Regions from separate parts of the Homo sapiens genome. Here all the other regions are linked to region 3. The links are chromatin contacts, found by Hi-C or POLR2A ChIA-PET in ENCODE. All regions are on one chromosome and are shown on one strand. The core of a region is the stretch at or near the end of the contact, and the rest is flanking DNA. Distances in the headings are between cores, read along the strand shown. Region 1 overlaps FOXN3 (forkhead box N3). Region 2 overlaps FOXN3 (forkhead box N3). Region 3 has its middle 100 kb from the start of FOXN3-AS2. Region 4 overlaps FOXN3 (forkhead box N3). Region 5 holds the start of FOXN3-AS3 (FOXN3 antisense RNA 3).

Region 1 (2,805 bases), core at 166-2,665, 300 kb before region 3:
TTAAAAAAAACTTCCTTTCTTCAACAAACATCAGCCCCACACCTACCACAATACCAGGAATGAGTCCTAGGAATACCTCATCTAGTTGTAAAAATATATATATAAAGCAATACAGAGATGCAGAGATAAAAATAAGCCCTGTCTTATGGTTCCACTGAGAAGAGGGACATGACCCAGCCTGAGCAGGGAGAATCATGGCAGACTTCTTGGAGGCGATGATGGCTGTCAAAGTCTACAGGATGAACAGGCCTTAGCTAGGGGCAGAGAAGGATAAGGTCATGACTAATGGCAGGAACAACAGCCTTGATGGCTCTCTGAACTGGAGCTAAGGTTGCTGTACGTGTTGTAAATTACATGGTTTTATATCCCATGGAGAAACAGCCTTACAATGAAATCTTTTTATAAACTTGCACCTGGAGATTATGTCTCTCCCCTAAGTCGGCATCTTACCAGGGAAGGAGAATTATGGAATCTGCCGAGTTTCCATTTTTGCCTTGGCTGTCAGGCACTCAATCACAACAAATATATTAGGTCAAGAATTTGGAATATTTGCTTTCCCCTCTCTCTACTGCATTTGTCTATTTTCAATTTTTACCTTAGCGACCTGATTGTGACCTATATGTCTTATGGCAAGCCCTATGAAAAGGAAGTGGGGTATAAATTATAAATGTGCCAATAAAGAATACTGGCTAATACCTACATAAACATGCTAATAAAGAATATTGGCCAATATCTATAGAGAGGGTCCGGGAGGTCTAAAATCTATAACCCTATCACCTTGAGCCTAAGTTAAGATGCCACATGGCCCATCTTTTTCAAAAGTCCAAACCCATCAACTTCAGAGAGGAAAAGGCTTAATTAATTATAGGTAAAGCCATCCGTGTCCTGAGGCAGATGAGACCAATTTCTCTCTGAATAACAAAAGCTGAGGCAAACATTTAAAAAAAAAAAAAAAAAAAAAAGGAGGGCTGGGTGCCATGGTTCACGCCTGTAATCCCAGCAGTTTGGGAGGCAGAGGCAGATGGATCACCTGAGGTCGGGAGTTCAAGGCCAGCCTGACCAACATGGAGAAACCCTGTCTCTACTAAAAATACAAAATTAGCCAGGCATGGTGGCACATGCCTGTAATCCCAGCTACCTGGGAGGCTGAGGCAGGAGAATTGCTTGAACCCAGGACGCGGAGGCTGTGGTGAGCCAAGATCATGCCATTGCATTCCAGCCTGGGCAACAAAAGTGAAACTCTGTCTCAAAAAACAAGGAGTTGGCTAACGTTCTCTCAGGCCTCTTACTGTGAGTGTACATGAGAGGGAGAAAAAAGCAAAAGAGGAGAACAAGATGAGAACTACTTACGTAACTGAGGTGTCAAGATACTGGCTGAAGGCCATCCTCACAAAGACTCACTTCTACTCACTGAGAGAATAAAAGAATTGCAGATTCAGACTCACAACGGTTCTACTCTCCAACAACTGAAAACTTGATCTCTCTTTGCTTTTGTCAACTCAGCAAGTTTATGGGTAGGTTTGACACGCAAATGCCTTCGCTGACAGCAAACAGCTCAGAGGATGCACACGGGGGAGCTCGGGAGGGTGGGTGAAAATTTCACTCTTTCTCCAGATGTAGGAGGAGCTAAGTGTTTGGGGAAAATTAACCAACCAAAAATTATTTTTTAATTGCTTCCTGTGCACAGAGCACTTGCTAAGTGCCACCAGAAATGAAATATAAGGCAACTCCCCTGACATCGAGGAGTGTGTCATCTGCTCTCTAGTGAAAGCAGGAGCACTGGAGTCAGGGACACACATGTGGTCTCCCATCTGTCAAGGTCGTCCACGGACAGCCGCAGAGGCCTGCCCTGCACAACTGCAGGAGGTGCCATTTCACAGGGCTGCAACGTGAAGTCATAGTTCTAATCCTGGCACTACTAGGCTAGGGGAACTTAGCAAGTAACTTAACCAACTTCTAAAGTGGTTTTGAGAATTGAGAGATTAGACAGGTCAGGTTAAGTAAGATAGTGCCCAACACCTAACAAGGGCTCAATCAATGCCAGCTCAACAAATCATCATCTAATTAGAGCCAAAGCACACTCTATTAGTCAGCTCAGACTACCAGAACAAAATACCACAGACTGCGTGGCTCATACAACAGAAGTTACTTTTTCACAGTTCTGGAGTCTGGGAAGTCCAAGGTCAAAGTGCCAGCAGCTTCAGTTCCTGGTAAGGACTCTCTTCGTGAGAAGACGGCTGCCTTCTCACTGTGTGCTCATGGGGACTGCCCTTGGTGTGCGTGCATGAATAGAGTGATCTCTCTTCCTCCTCTTATAAGGCCACCAATCCAATCAGATTAGGACCCCATCCGTATGGTCTCAACCTTAATTAGCTCCACATTGAGGGTTTGCGCTTCAACATATAAATTGGGGGGTGCCAGGCATGGTGGCTCACGCCTGTAATCCCAGCACTTTGGGAGGCCGAGGCAGGTGGATCACTTGAGGTCAGGAGTTCAAGACCAGCCTGGCCAACATGGTGAAACCCCATCTCTACTAAAAATACAAAAAATTAGCCAGATGTGGTGGTGTACCTGTAGTCTCAGCTACTCGGGAGGCTGAGGCACAAGAATCACTTGAACCCAGAAGGCGAAGGTTGCAGTAAGCCGAGATCGTGCCACTGCACTTTAGCTTGGGAGACAGAGCAAAATTCTGTCTCAATCAATCAATCAATCAATCAATAAACAAACCAACCAATTAGGGGGGAGACACAATTCAATCTATAGCACCAACATGAAGGAAATGACCGTCAGTATAATATTTACTGA
Region 2 (2,700 bases), core at 105-2,604, 380 kb before region 3:
CTTGCAGAGCCCAGTACCAATCGGGTCTGAGAAGGTATGCTACTTCTCTCCCTTTCATCTGCCCTTCTCTGTCCACCTCCACCCTCTTCAAAGGCTGCCCACCTCCGCCCTCTTCAAAGGCATTGTTCAAAGGAGTCACAGGCCACCAAGTTTTAGTACTGTGCTACAGCTTAGCCTTTCCAGGGAGGACACTTTATGTGTAGGGCATTCTTTGCCTGCACTAAACTGCTACCACTTCATATACACAGATTCAGGGACTTTTGCTAGCAATGACTCCACTTTAATTTGTGTATAATCCAGTCAATCGTGTGCTCAAAATGACTCCTGGCTCCCTGTGACCTGTGCCACTTCCAGGTTCTTTAGCACTAAACAATTGGCTCCACTTGCTCCAGCTTCTCCTGCCACCCCTTGTCTTTTAGTTTTTTTCGCTCTGACAATACCAAGTTGCTCATGGTCCCTTGGAGACACCAGAGCGCCTTTGACCTCTGTCATTGCTACTCAGTTGCCCCTGCTTGGAATGTCCCTCACTCCCTTGTTTTCTTTGCAAACTTTTATGCTGTCTTGAAAATACTGCTCCTCCTGTCTTCTTCCTGCCTCCCTCCATGCTGAGAGCAGATCCTATCTGTCTTATGCTGTCTCCTTTCCATGAAACACAGGGTATTATAAGTTAGTTATTTATGGAGCTAGACTGTGAGCTCTCTGAAGACACTGACGATCTGATTCAGCTCATGTCCCCAGGAGCTGGCATGGAGTAGGTGTTCAATAAACATCTGCTAAAAAAAAAAAACAAAAAAAAAACTAGCCCTATAAAGTATATAGGGCTGGTATTATGATCCTCATTTTGCAGCTAAGAACACTTAATTCAGAAAGGAAAAGTCACTTAATGAGGGTCGCATGGCTAGTAAGTGACTCATGCTCTCTTCATTGCCATGATGCTTACATAACTACCTCCCGTTTCCTGCTGTCTCTTGAGTTTGGTGATCTACAGAAAAGAAAAGGAAAACTGAAGAAACAATACAAACACTTCAAAAGTTTAATGGATGTTTCTGAGCATCTATACATCGCCTTCTTCTCAGAACAGACATTGAGGACAGTCCTATAATTCACTATTATCAGTGTATCTACTTTAACTTGGAGCCCAGGCAACCAAGCACTAAATTAACACTGCCCTGTCTCTGCAAAGGTGATGGGGGACAAGACGCCTTGTAACTTTGAAGAAGAGATTTACACACCCCTGTGTCTCCCATATAAATGGACTCAAGAGCTGCAGCAGTCCATAAATGATCCTTTCTTTCCACTGTTGATAGTTGAAGGCAGCCGTTTCCAGCTTCTTGCCGGTGATCACTCTGCTAAAAATAGCTTTGATGCTGTCACATGCAAACTTGAACAGAACCTGAAAGCAGTTCCCCTTTTAGTTCTGAGCTGGTTCAACTTTAAAAGAGAGGCAGCTGTGAACACACTCCAGCGTGTTTACATGATGCTGAAGTAGTTCAGCTCGTAGTAAAAATACCACTGAAAAGGGACAGGCTTGGGTTTGCAGCCTCTGCTGACGACATTTCTTCCTGCTGAGCTGGAGCCCGGGAAGGGGCGGGAAGGGGCGGTAAGGTTAGCAGGGAAAATCCAAAATGTCCAGTTTGAAGGGGAAAGTGGCTGTGAGCAGAACCGCGGTGAAGACAGGAGAGAGATGTTTGTTGAGATGTGAGATTTCTGACTATGGTGGAGGTGGGGGCAGGAGAGGCGGCAAAGATCATATAGAAAAGAGAACTTAGACAACAGGGGGTGCTTTTTAAAAATTCTGTTAAAAATATCTAAGGGCTGTTTTTTTAGAAATCAAGGAAACAAAGGATGAAATACATTCAACATCTTGGCCATTCATTTGATACCTTATGTTGGTTTGCTGGGCAAATGGATGATTCTGGATGTGTTCTGAAAACTGGGCCCAAAACTAAGGATAAAGCAGAGTATGGGCTTGGAAACCAGAGAAAACCTGGGCATTCAACCCGGCTGCTCCTCGTCTGGCCCCCATAAAACTTGGCTTAAGCACTGGTGTCTCCCAGACCTTCTGCACAGAGCTGGGAGTTAAGTGAGAAAATACACACCGAAGTGCCTGGTGGAGCGGGGGACCCTGACCCATAATAGACAACGTCCTTTAAAAACATATACCCAGAGGAGAGGAAGCTGACAGTGATCTGCGGACAAATCTGGAATACAGTGTAGTTTCTTAAAAAAAAAAAAAAAAAAAGTACCAACCAAATAAATAGTGTTTTTTCTTCCTTCTTAATTCTATGTGGCCAAAGCATGACTCACACTATATTTGCTTATGAAATGAGAATTCATTTTACGAAGTTGTCCTAGAAAACTTACGCTGAGCCCGGCTGATCTGGAGGGGACGAGAGGAAGGCCTGGCCAGCACCAGGACGGATCACACAGGCCGGGTGCTGGTGTCTGTACCCACTGAGGGCCACTAGGAGATGGGAACTGAGGTCATCGATGGTGAACTCGCGGCTCCTGCTTAAGAACCAGAATCCTGACTTCAGACGTTTATGCTGGAGCTTCACATATGTTTCAGAACCCATCGTTCAACAAAAACCTCAGATTCATCTTAAGAGCCCTTGAGAAAAGGACGCCTCTATGACATCACTGTCCTACCCGATGAGTTTCAGTACCATGAGCAGATGACATGTGACCCAAGTACGAAGT
Region 3 (2,819 bases), core at 312-2,811:
TTAGTAGAGACGGGGTTTCACCATGTTGGCCAGGCTGGTCTCGAACTCCTGACCTCAAGTGACCCACTCATCTTGGCCTCCCAAAGTGCTGGGATTACAGGCATGAGCCACCTCGCCTGGCCTCTCTTCACTAGTTTTTAATGTGGCTCCTAGAAAATTTTAAATTACATGTGCACAGCTCTGGGCAACATAGGAAAACCCCATATCTACAAAAAAAAATACAAAAATTAGCCAGGCACGGTGGCATGCGCCTATAGTCCCAGCTACTTGGGAGGTTAGGTGGGAGGGTCACTTGAGCCCAGAAGGTTAAGGCTGCAGTGAGTTGAGACTGTGCCACTGCACTCCAGCCTGGGCAACAGAGTGACACCTCGTCTCAAAAGAAAAAAAAAAATTACATGTGTGGCACACACTATATTCTTATTAGGTATCACTGGGCTAGATCATGTCCAATAGAACTTTCTATCTATAGTGATCAAAATGTTCTATATTTATGCTGTCCATCCAGGTAGCCACTGGACACATGCTGGTATTTAACCCTCGAAATGTGGGTAGTCTGAACTGAGATGTGCCATAAGGTAACACACAGCTACTTCGGAGGTTGAGGTGGGAGGACTGTATTCTGAATCAGGTGCTGGAGAAGGCAGAAGAGTATAGGGAATCAAAAGAGATGGGCAAGCTACAAACGCAGCTCAATTTTGCACAGCTCATAAGACAAATTTCATAATGCAATCTCTTCATCTACACTGAGGGTTAGAATGCCAGGAAAATGCATAACAAATGCCCAACGTGTTGTATAGGCAGAGAGGACAACACACCCAAATATTTGAAACCATGAGCTGTAAATCTGAATCTCAAGCACAGTCTCTATTTCCCTCAAACCTTCTCCCTTGGGTAGATAGGATTATGACAGTGTTGAGAAGGTGCTCTGGAATTCTGTGAGAAACACGGGTCAAATTTTTAGTCCTGCTTCCAATATATATGTCCTCCTTCCAGCCCCAGCCAGAAAAAGAACAGTATTGTGCTTGAAAATTTATGTCAGATCACTACCCACCTTGAAATCCAGCACCTTTTTTCAGATGGAGAGCCATAAGGCATAGATTAAGGTATAAGCAGCCCCTGTAAATCAGAAGGATGGCTAAGCCTGGACAGGACTCAGATTTCATTATTTTAATTTCTGGTCTTCAGTTTCTCAAGGAGCTTTAAAAAAAGCAACACAATAATTCAAATACACTCAAGGTTGAAAATGTATTTTTTTTTTTTTTTTTTGCCCATTTCTCAGAGGTAGGCTTGGCTTCTGAAGCTGTCACCAAGGCATCTCATTGAGGGCAACTGCTGCAGCCAGTGGGAAAAAAAGGGTTTGTTTTCAACATTAAAAAAAAAAAAAAAAGTGAAGGGAGGAAGAAATTCATTTTTTCTTCCAAACCTCCAAGCCTTCACTTGGAGGATACCCACTTCATTGGCATCTTCTGGGTTAAGGAGACAAAGGTCATGTTCTGATGAGAAGACTCAGATCGAGCATAAGTTAAGGAAGTTTCCACCACCCACGTCACCTGCAAAACCACCACGTAGGAAGCACACTGTGAACCCCTGAGAGGGAGCGTGGCTGGTACATAAATCCTTGCTTTCTCTGCACGCTCCTTCTGGGACTTTTGCATTCACCGCAGAGAGTGGGAACTGTAAAAATAGACTATATGTTTCTGAAGAAGTGAAAGACTTATTGCATAATGGTGGTAAACTGTGTCTACTAGAACAGAATGACTGTGCATGCAAACATAAAACTCAAAAAATAGCTACCATTCCAGACAAATTTATTTTTTTTAAATATTCAGCCTAAGGAAAAATATGTGGCTCTATGAGTGGAGTAAAAGCTTTGCTCCCTGACATTGGGAAAGTGGAATGACATTAGGTAGTCCAAAAATCTGGCCAACATATGAGGCTAATTCACACTGACCTCTCCTCAGCTGTAAGTTTCAGGTTATTTCTCTCCTCTTTACTTCCTTTTCTCTTTGTAAGACCTACACAAAAATAGAAAGGAAATAATTTGGAAACAGAAAGTATCAATTTTTGCAGAAGCCCTGTAAGGCACAAATCTACCACTTCCTTCCTTCCTTTTCATCCCTAGGAACAAGAAGAATGAGAAAAACATTCAGACAGACACAGCTGTCAAGTAGAAGAAGAGGCGTCTCCTCAGCCCTGGCCTTTGCTCCCTGCCTTCCCCTTTTCCCACTCTCCCTCTTGCGTTTCTGTGGGGACTCTGGATCACTGCTGAACCTGTTCTCCCTTAATAACTTCTCAACTGTGGATTTGCCAATCCATACAACAAATATTTATTAAGCAACTAGAATGTGCAAGCCTGGGCTAGGTACTGGGGGATGGGAGACCACGGCAAGTGAGAAAGAGAGACACAATGATAAACAAGACATGAGAACTTTCTTAAAGGAATTTAAAATCTAGCAAACAGGCTGGGCGTGGTGGCTCACGCCTGTAATCCCAGCACTTTGGGAGGCCAAGGCGAGAGGATGGCTTGAGGCCAGCCAGGAGTTTGAGACCAGCCTGTACAACATAGTGAGACTCTGTCTTTAAATAAAGTTTTTAAAAATTAGCCAGGCGTGGTGGTGCACATCTGTAGTCCCAGCTACTTGGGAGGCTGGAGCAGGAAGATCACTTGAGTCCAGGAGTTTGAGGCTGCAGTGAGCTATGATCATGCCACTGCACTCCAGCCTGGGGAACAGAGACTCTGTCTCCAAAAATTAATAAATAATAAAATAAAATAAAATCTAGGGTTGATACACTGAGTGTATTAAGTGTTATGATAGTGT
Region 4 (2,821 bases), core at 214-2,713, 350 kb before region 3:
ACGGATGCAGGCCTCCTCCATCTCAGCTTACCTGCTCCTGTGCTCAGCTTATAACCATGCAAGGCCTCGGCCTGCCATCTGGGAAATACAGCAAAGTAGATGATATAAGAGAGGCCACCGACCCTCACCACTGTGCAATTCTTCGGCAGCTGGACCACACCAGAAATCATGTTGCCCAAGATATAGCACCCCTCACGGAACCAAGCCTAGTACATGGGTAACAGATTCATTCTGACATAGATAGTAGGTGTTAATTTTTCCCAGGCTGTGATGCTTACACACCCTTTAATACTAATAAAGCAGGAATCAAACCAAAACCCCAAGCTCTTTTTCATTATTATTTCCAGAATATCCATGGAAAAAGTCCTCAACATTTAAAACTCGGAACATAGCAGAAGGGATTTGGGGTGTGCCAGTGGTCCTCAACTGGGGTTGGTTTTGCTCCCCAGGGAACATCTGGCAATATCTGCAGACGTTTTCCATCACCACAACTTGGTGGTGGGTGGGGGTGCTACTGGTACCTGGTGGGTAGAGGCCAAGGATGTTTCCAGACATCCTACAAGGCACAGGACAGCCTCTCACAATAAACAATTCTCTGGCCCCTGCCGGACGCGGTGGCTCAAGCCTGTAATCCCAGCACTTTGGGAGGCCGAGGCGGGCGGATCACAAGGTCAGGAGTTCGAGACCATCCTGCCTAACATGGTGAAACCCTGTCTCTACTAAAAATACAAAACAAATTAGCCGGGTGTGGTGGCGGGCACCTGTCCCAGCTACTAGGGAGGATGAGGCAGGAGAATGCTGTGAACCCGGGAGGCGGAGCTTGCAGTGAGCCGAGATCGTGCCACTGCACTCCAGCCTGGGCGACAGAGCGAGACTCAGTCTCAAAAAAAAAAAAAAAAAAAAAAAAAAAAAAAAGAATTATCTGGCCCCAAATGTCAATAGTACCAAGGCGGAAAAACCCTGGGTGGACCTAAAACTCACAGACTATGCTAACGGTTTCAAGATCATTATCATGATGTGTGCCAGCCATCCCTGCTCCCCCGCCATTTGTGGTAAAGTTCAATGTAACATAAAAATAAACTATTTTCTTAGCTCCCAGTAAGCCCAGTTAACTATTTTCACTGGTGGAGTTAGAGAGACATCCTCCAGGTTTCCTTTAATGCTGCTGCTGACTTGAGGGCTGCAGAGATTCTGACAGGGTGGCTGGAAGCACAAACCTGTTTGTCAATAACAGTGGAGGGGCTAGAAGCACAGGGGTGCCTGCCAGGTAGTAAGAAATCTCCAATGCCCTCAAATAGAGCCAGCGGTAGACTCCTATCTGCCACAGCTTGTACGGGCAGAAATTGCCCTGCACTGGGAGTATCAAAAATCTTAAGTCAGCTACAAGAAAGAAACAGACATCCCGCTTCTGCTACCCAGCTGCCCCTGACCTCATTTCTGGCTCACCCCGAGTCTTCTGACTCTCATATCCAAACATGTGAAGCAAGAGTACAGAATGGAGCCAGCGTGAATCACTGTAACTTGTGGGTAGGAGCATGTCGCTTGAATTGCCATTTGCAGGGAGCCTGGAGGTCTTGCAAAGAAAGAGGGAAGAGTAAAGAGAGAAAAGGCTATTTGTTTATGGGTTAAGGCTAAAGACCAACTGATGAAAGGGGTGAGACCAAAAGAAAAACCATAAACGATGTTTTTCCTTGGCATTCCAAAAGCAAATTGTGGGTTTATCCAAATGCTGCAATTGGAAAAATCAGAGCTATTAGCACATGAAAGGTCATTGGCTAAGCATCACTCGCTGCTGTAAAATGCATCACCTGTGGAAATGCCAGCAGTCATCACCTGCCAGGGATTCCAGAATCAAGGCCACACTTGGCCACAGTCGGTTCCATGGATTCCTAAGGCCAGGGAGCCTGTCCTGTTTGCCTCAGAATCCTCAGGACCTGGGCCCACCAAGGGGTAGGCTGAAGGAATAAACGGCTGCTGGAATGTGAAATGAGGTCTGTCTACAAGAAATGCTACGTTGTTCTGTTTCCTCTTCTTCTTTTGCGCCTAGATTCATTTTGGAATGTGTGATAAAATACACAAAATATGAAATTTGCCACTTAAACAATTTTTTAGGTGTACATACAGTTCAGTGGCATTTGGTGTATTCACACTGTTGTGCAACCATCCCTACTATTTATTTCCAGAACTTCTTCATCATCCCAAACTCTGTACACATTAAATACTAACTCCCCATTCCCACCTTCCCCCAGGCCCTGGTAACCACTAATCCACTTTCTGTCTCTATGTTATTTGTCTATTCTAGGAAAACTTCATATAAGTGGAATCATATGATATTTGTCCTTTTGTATCTGGCTTTTTTCACTCTGCATAATGTTCAAAGTTCATCTATGTTGTGGCCTGTGTCAGAATTTCATTCTTTTCCAAGGCTGAGTAATATTCCATTGTCTGTACAAGACACGTTTTGTTCATCCACCACCTGCTGATGGACGTTTGCGTTGTTTCCCTGAGTGTTGCTTTTTAAACAGGATGGTCTATGGATTTAGCAAAAGCAGTGGTGAAGGGGACTGAGGATGAAGAACAGACTCAGACTCAATCTGTTACTAACTCCCCGTGTGATCTTAGGACCACATGGGTCTCCTCTGTGTTTTCAGTTGTAAAATTGAGGAACTGAATCAGACCAGTCTTCTCCAGCGTATTTTTGGCCACCATTTATAGTAACAAATAGGCTTCATTCTGACTGAGTTCACACAAATATACCATACATAACTGAAACAAAGGTTTCACAAAATAATAGCCTCCTCTGTGCAATGCACTCTGGTAT
Region 5 (2,764 bases), core at 111-2,610, 330 kb before region 3:
CAACAAAATACTGGTCTAAAGGAACCAATGACATGACCCAGTGAGTAACACTCATGTTCTTAACTTCCTAGAAGCAAAGGGAGATGAAATACTTCTGAGGTGCAGAGTGGAAAACCCAGAGAAGGGTATTCCATGCAGCTTGGAGAGTCGGGGGGTGGGGGTAGAATGACAAAGAAACATGAGAATCTGGGAAATATTTCAATAATTAGTGTCACGTCCTCCTTCACCAACCTTGTACATCGGCAATTCTCCACTCCAATCCTGGTTCTCTTCCATTTGGGGAGTGGCTATGGCCACAAGGAGAAAACCAAGCATATGGCTCTGTCCTTCTGGACATGTCTACTATGTTGGCTGGGCTGCTTTGGAAAATCCCACTTTCTCTCCTACAGCTATATGACCTCAAGTTGTCATTTCGAATAAAGTATGCTTCCACTGATTTTTATGAACACAGACAAAAGCTGCTACAACCTTCCCCCCCACACACCAAACCTTTCAAATCAACTGTAGTTGCTATGTAAGGTTATTTGTTTCTAAGGCAACAGTGTATATCTAAGTACTAATGGCCTGTCCTTTTGCCAGGCAACAAACAGCCTTGTGATGCAACTGCACCTGTCTCGGCTACGCGTTACTATGGAGACGCTCCAGTTGCTATGGGTACCATCACGCTAATCGCCTAGCAAAGGCAGACATACAGCAGTCTTCTCAGAGAGCCCAGCTGTTCCTCCCTGTCTCTTGCTGAAGACTGATTGTCTAGGGCCTGTGATGGAATGCTTCTCAACTGAGATGCAGAAGAACTTCATTAATGCTATTTCAGAAGATCACTTTGTGCTCCCTCCTGCAGAACAAACAGCAGACTAGGAAAAGAATCTGCAAAGAAGTGGACTGTAAAATTCCTGAAGTCTATGACATCATGCCATCCCTAATTAACCTCAACTTGCAGTCCAAGGATAATTCCTCTTAACTAGGTGGTTACGATAGAAACATTTCTATACATTTTTAAATATTTTTTTGTAGAACTGAGGAATGCACTTCAAATTCAAGTACTATGTATTCATAAAAATTGATCTTAAAAATTTGGTTCTGATTATTTGGCTCTCTTTTGGAATCTAACATTAAGACACTTTTTAAAAAAGTGACAGGCTACTTACCCTCCCTTCCAATGATATATTTGTAAAAATGGTACCCATGACCTTACTGTCTCAAACAAATGGGCATGTGAGGAGGATAAAATGTCTCTATTGTTTCTACTGTTCTCCTTGAAGAAGCAAAGACCAAGTAACCACAACAAAATGGTCACCTGGGAGCACCGTCTACATGGAGACTGCGAAAGACAACAGTGGGGACAACTGAGTGAGCCTCCACTGAATGTCTGCAGAGACCGGCCAGATGAGGGGATGATGGAGTTGCCTGCTTGACTCGTTCCTGTACTTTTATCCCAACAAAACATGACACACACCGAGATGTGAAAGCTGTCGACTTTTCTTTGTAAATGTTTCTACCCAGGAAGACATGATTTCACCCACCATGAAGCCTTCTGGAAGCACATTCCTCTGACGCTGCAGCAGCGGTAAGGTTTGTAGGAAATACAACAGTGGATATGCCTCCTAATAATACTTAATTTCTTTCTCATTTACCTGCAGTTATTTTTAAAATCTCGTACGGCCTATTAAATTAATTTCCGCGCAGGTCTCTGCCAAAATAATGCCATTTCAGTAGACCAAAAAAAAGAAGTCTGAATTGCTTACCTTTGATATGCCTGAGGACAGGTGGGAGGTGTATTGAACACGTGTGGGTGTGGGTGATAAGGTGTCTTTTTCAAAGCCTGAATTAGATTTTGTCTATACTCTGGGTCTATGCACCACAACGACCCTTTCCCAATACTCTGCAAAGAAAATTAAAATACAAAGGCATTAATAGAGAATTATTAAGTACTTTGCAATAAGTAGATGTATAGCTATTATCACTTCTTTATTTTTAAAAGCTTCTCATTTGTTGACTGTTTGCCAGCCTTAAATATTATACTGACAGTAGAACTCCATAAAATGCACTTCAATCTTACTTGTATTATGTTTGATAGGCAAAATGAACATATTATTACCAGGTTATGGTGATACAACAATATTACAATTTTCATACCCAAACTACCAATAAAATGAGAATCTCATTGTTTTTCAGCGTCAACATTGAAGAACACGTGCATTCTCTTCTAAAAATGAATTTAACTGTGTCAGATTTCTAAAGTTTGGGGAAAAAAAAAAGAGGGCCGAGACACCCCCAAAAGTCCATCTCTGCTCCAGAAATTTAGTTATGTTTTAAAACCATATGACATCGGGATCATTTTATAAAAACAGAAAAGTAATCCCCTTGTTTCTTTCCAGCTTACTCACAAAAGAATGACATTTACTCTTGGAATAGAATTCTGTAATTACCTTCCCTAAGCAACAAAAGAACTCAGGCAGCAATGGTAAAGCCCAACTCAGAATCCACTATTTATTTTTTGGATTCCTCAGTTCCCAGCAATCGACTCCAGCCATTAAGAGTTGAATCTTTAGAAGTCAAACTTTAAAATGCAAATTTTCTAAAACCGTTCTGTGGAGAGAGGGAGGCTTCCTGTGAGGCCCACTTCCTGTGAAGCGTTTGGTCTATGGACAGCCTATTTTTAAAAATGTAAGTCCTTCCTTTGAGGCCCCCCGGAACTGGCAGCAGGCCGACGGGCAATCGTTCCTCTGGCCGCACACTTTCAAGTGACCGAATGTACCCAAAC

The links. Hi-C counts contacts between places; a loop is a spot of excess contacts on that map. ChIA-PET counts read pairs that join two places held with the same protein, here RNA polymerase II (POLR2A). Pooled maps may share reads with other maps.
Region 1: a map with no recorded cell type shows a loop between it and region 3 (8-fold over the local background). The contact joins two enhancer-like sites. A Hi-C loop is called at or near these places in 1 of 37 single-sample maps with no recorded cell type and 4 of 50 pooled maps. POLR2A ChIA-PET finds 5 or more read pairs at or near these places in 4 of 52 experiments (H1, OCI-LY7, Panc1 and 1 more).
Region 2: a pooled map shows a loop between it and region 3 (8-fold over the local background). The contact joins two enhancer-like sites. A Hi-C loop is called at or near these places in 5 of 37 single-sample maps with no recorded cell type and 4 of 50 pooled maps. POLR2A ChIA-PET finds 5 or more read pairs at or near these places in 1 of 52 experiments (activated naive CD4-positive, alpha-beta T cell).
Region 4: a loop to region 3 is called in a map with no recorded cell type, with 8 times the contacts of the local background. The contact joins two enhancer-like sites. A Hi-C loop is called at or near these places in 2 of 37 single-sample maps with no recorded cell type and 3 of 50 pooled maps. POLR2A ChIA-PET finds 5 or more read pairs at or near these places in 1 of 52 experiments (H1).
Region 5: a pooled map shows a loop between it and region 3 (4-fold over the local background). The contact joins the promoter of FOXN3-AS3 here to the enhancer-like site in region 3. A Hi-C loop is called at or near these places in 3 of 37 single-sample maps with no recorded cell type and 8 of 50 pooled maps. POLR2A ChIA-PET finds 5 or more read pairs at or near these places in 1 of 52 experiments (activated CD8-positive, alpha-beta memory T cell).

What each region holds. Positions count from the first base shown.
Region 1 is chr14:89,384,560-89,387,364 of GRCh38, forward strand. The region is part of intron 2 of FOXN3 (forkhead box N3); the gene reads right to left. Among named protein-coding and RNA genes, the nearest start is that of FOXN3, 31 kb to the right of the region's middle. RefSeq lists enhancers at 1,444-1,513, 1,564-1,613, 1,994-2,093. Within about 2 kb of position 1,416, at least 13 of the 41 ENCODE cell types and tissues checked have a DNase peak (open chromatin) inside an H3K27ac peak, as active enhancers do.
Region 2 is chr14:89,302,722-89,305,421 of GRCh38, forward strand. The region is part of intron 3 of FOXN3 (forkhead box N3); the gene reads right to left. Among named protein-coding and RNA genes, the nearest start is that of FOXN3-AS3, 46 kb to the right of the region's middle. RefSeq lists enhancers at 995-1,064, 1,095-1,154, 1,255-1,454, 2,368-2,637. Within about 2 kb of position 1,355, at least 31 of the 41 ENCODE cell types and tissues checked have a DNase peak (open chromatin) inside an H3K27ac peak, as active enhancers do.
Region 3 is chr14:89,679,595-89,682,413 of GRCh38, forward strand. No RefSeq gene overlaps it. Among named protein-coding and RNA genes, the nearest start is that of FOXN3-AS2, 100 kb to the left of the region's middle. Within about 2 kb of position 1,562, at least 8 of the 41 ENCODE cell types and tissues checked have a DNase peak (open chromatin) inside an H3K27ac peak, as active enhancers do.
Region 4 is chr14:89,328,973-89,331,793 of GRCh38, forward strand. All of the region lies in intron 3 of FOXN3 (forkhead box N3), which reads right to left. Among named protein-coding and RNA genes, the nearest start is that of FOXN3-AS3, 20 kb to the right of the region's middle. RefSeq lists enhancers at 1,143-1,392, 2,332-2,381. Within about 2 kb of position 1,464, at least 6 of the 41 ENCODE cell types and tissues checked have a DNase peak (open chromatin) inside an H3K27ac peak, as active enhancers do.
Region 5 is chr14:89,348,927-89,351,690 of GRCh38, forward strand. FOXN3-AS3 (FOXN3 antisense RNA 3) reads left to right here and starts at 1,361. Exons shown (of 2, transcript NR_188029.1): 1 at 1,361-1,567. FOXN3 (forkhead box N3) reads right to left here. Exons shown (of 6, transcript NM_005197.4): 3 at 1,746-1,882. RefSeq lists a silencer at 2,490-2,539.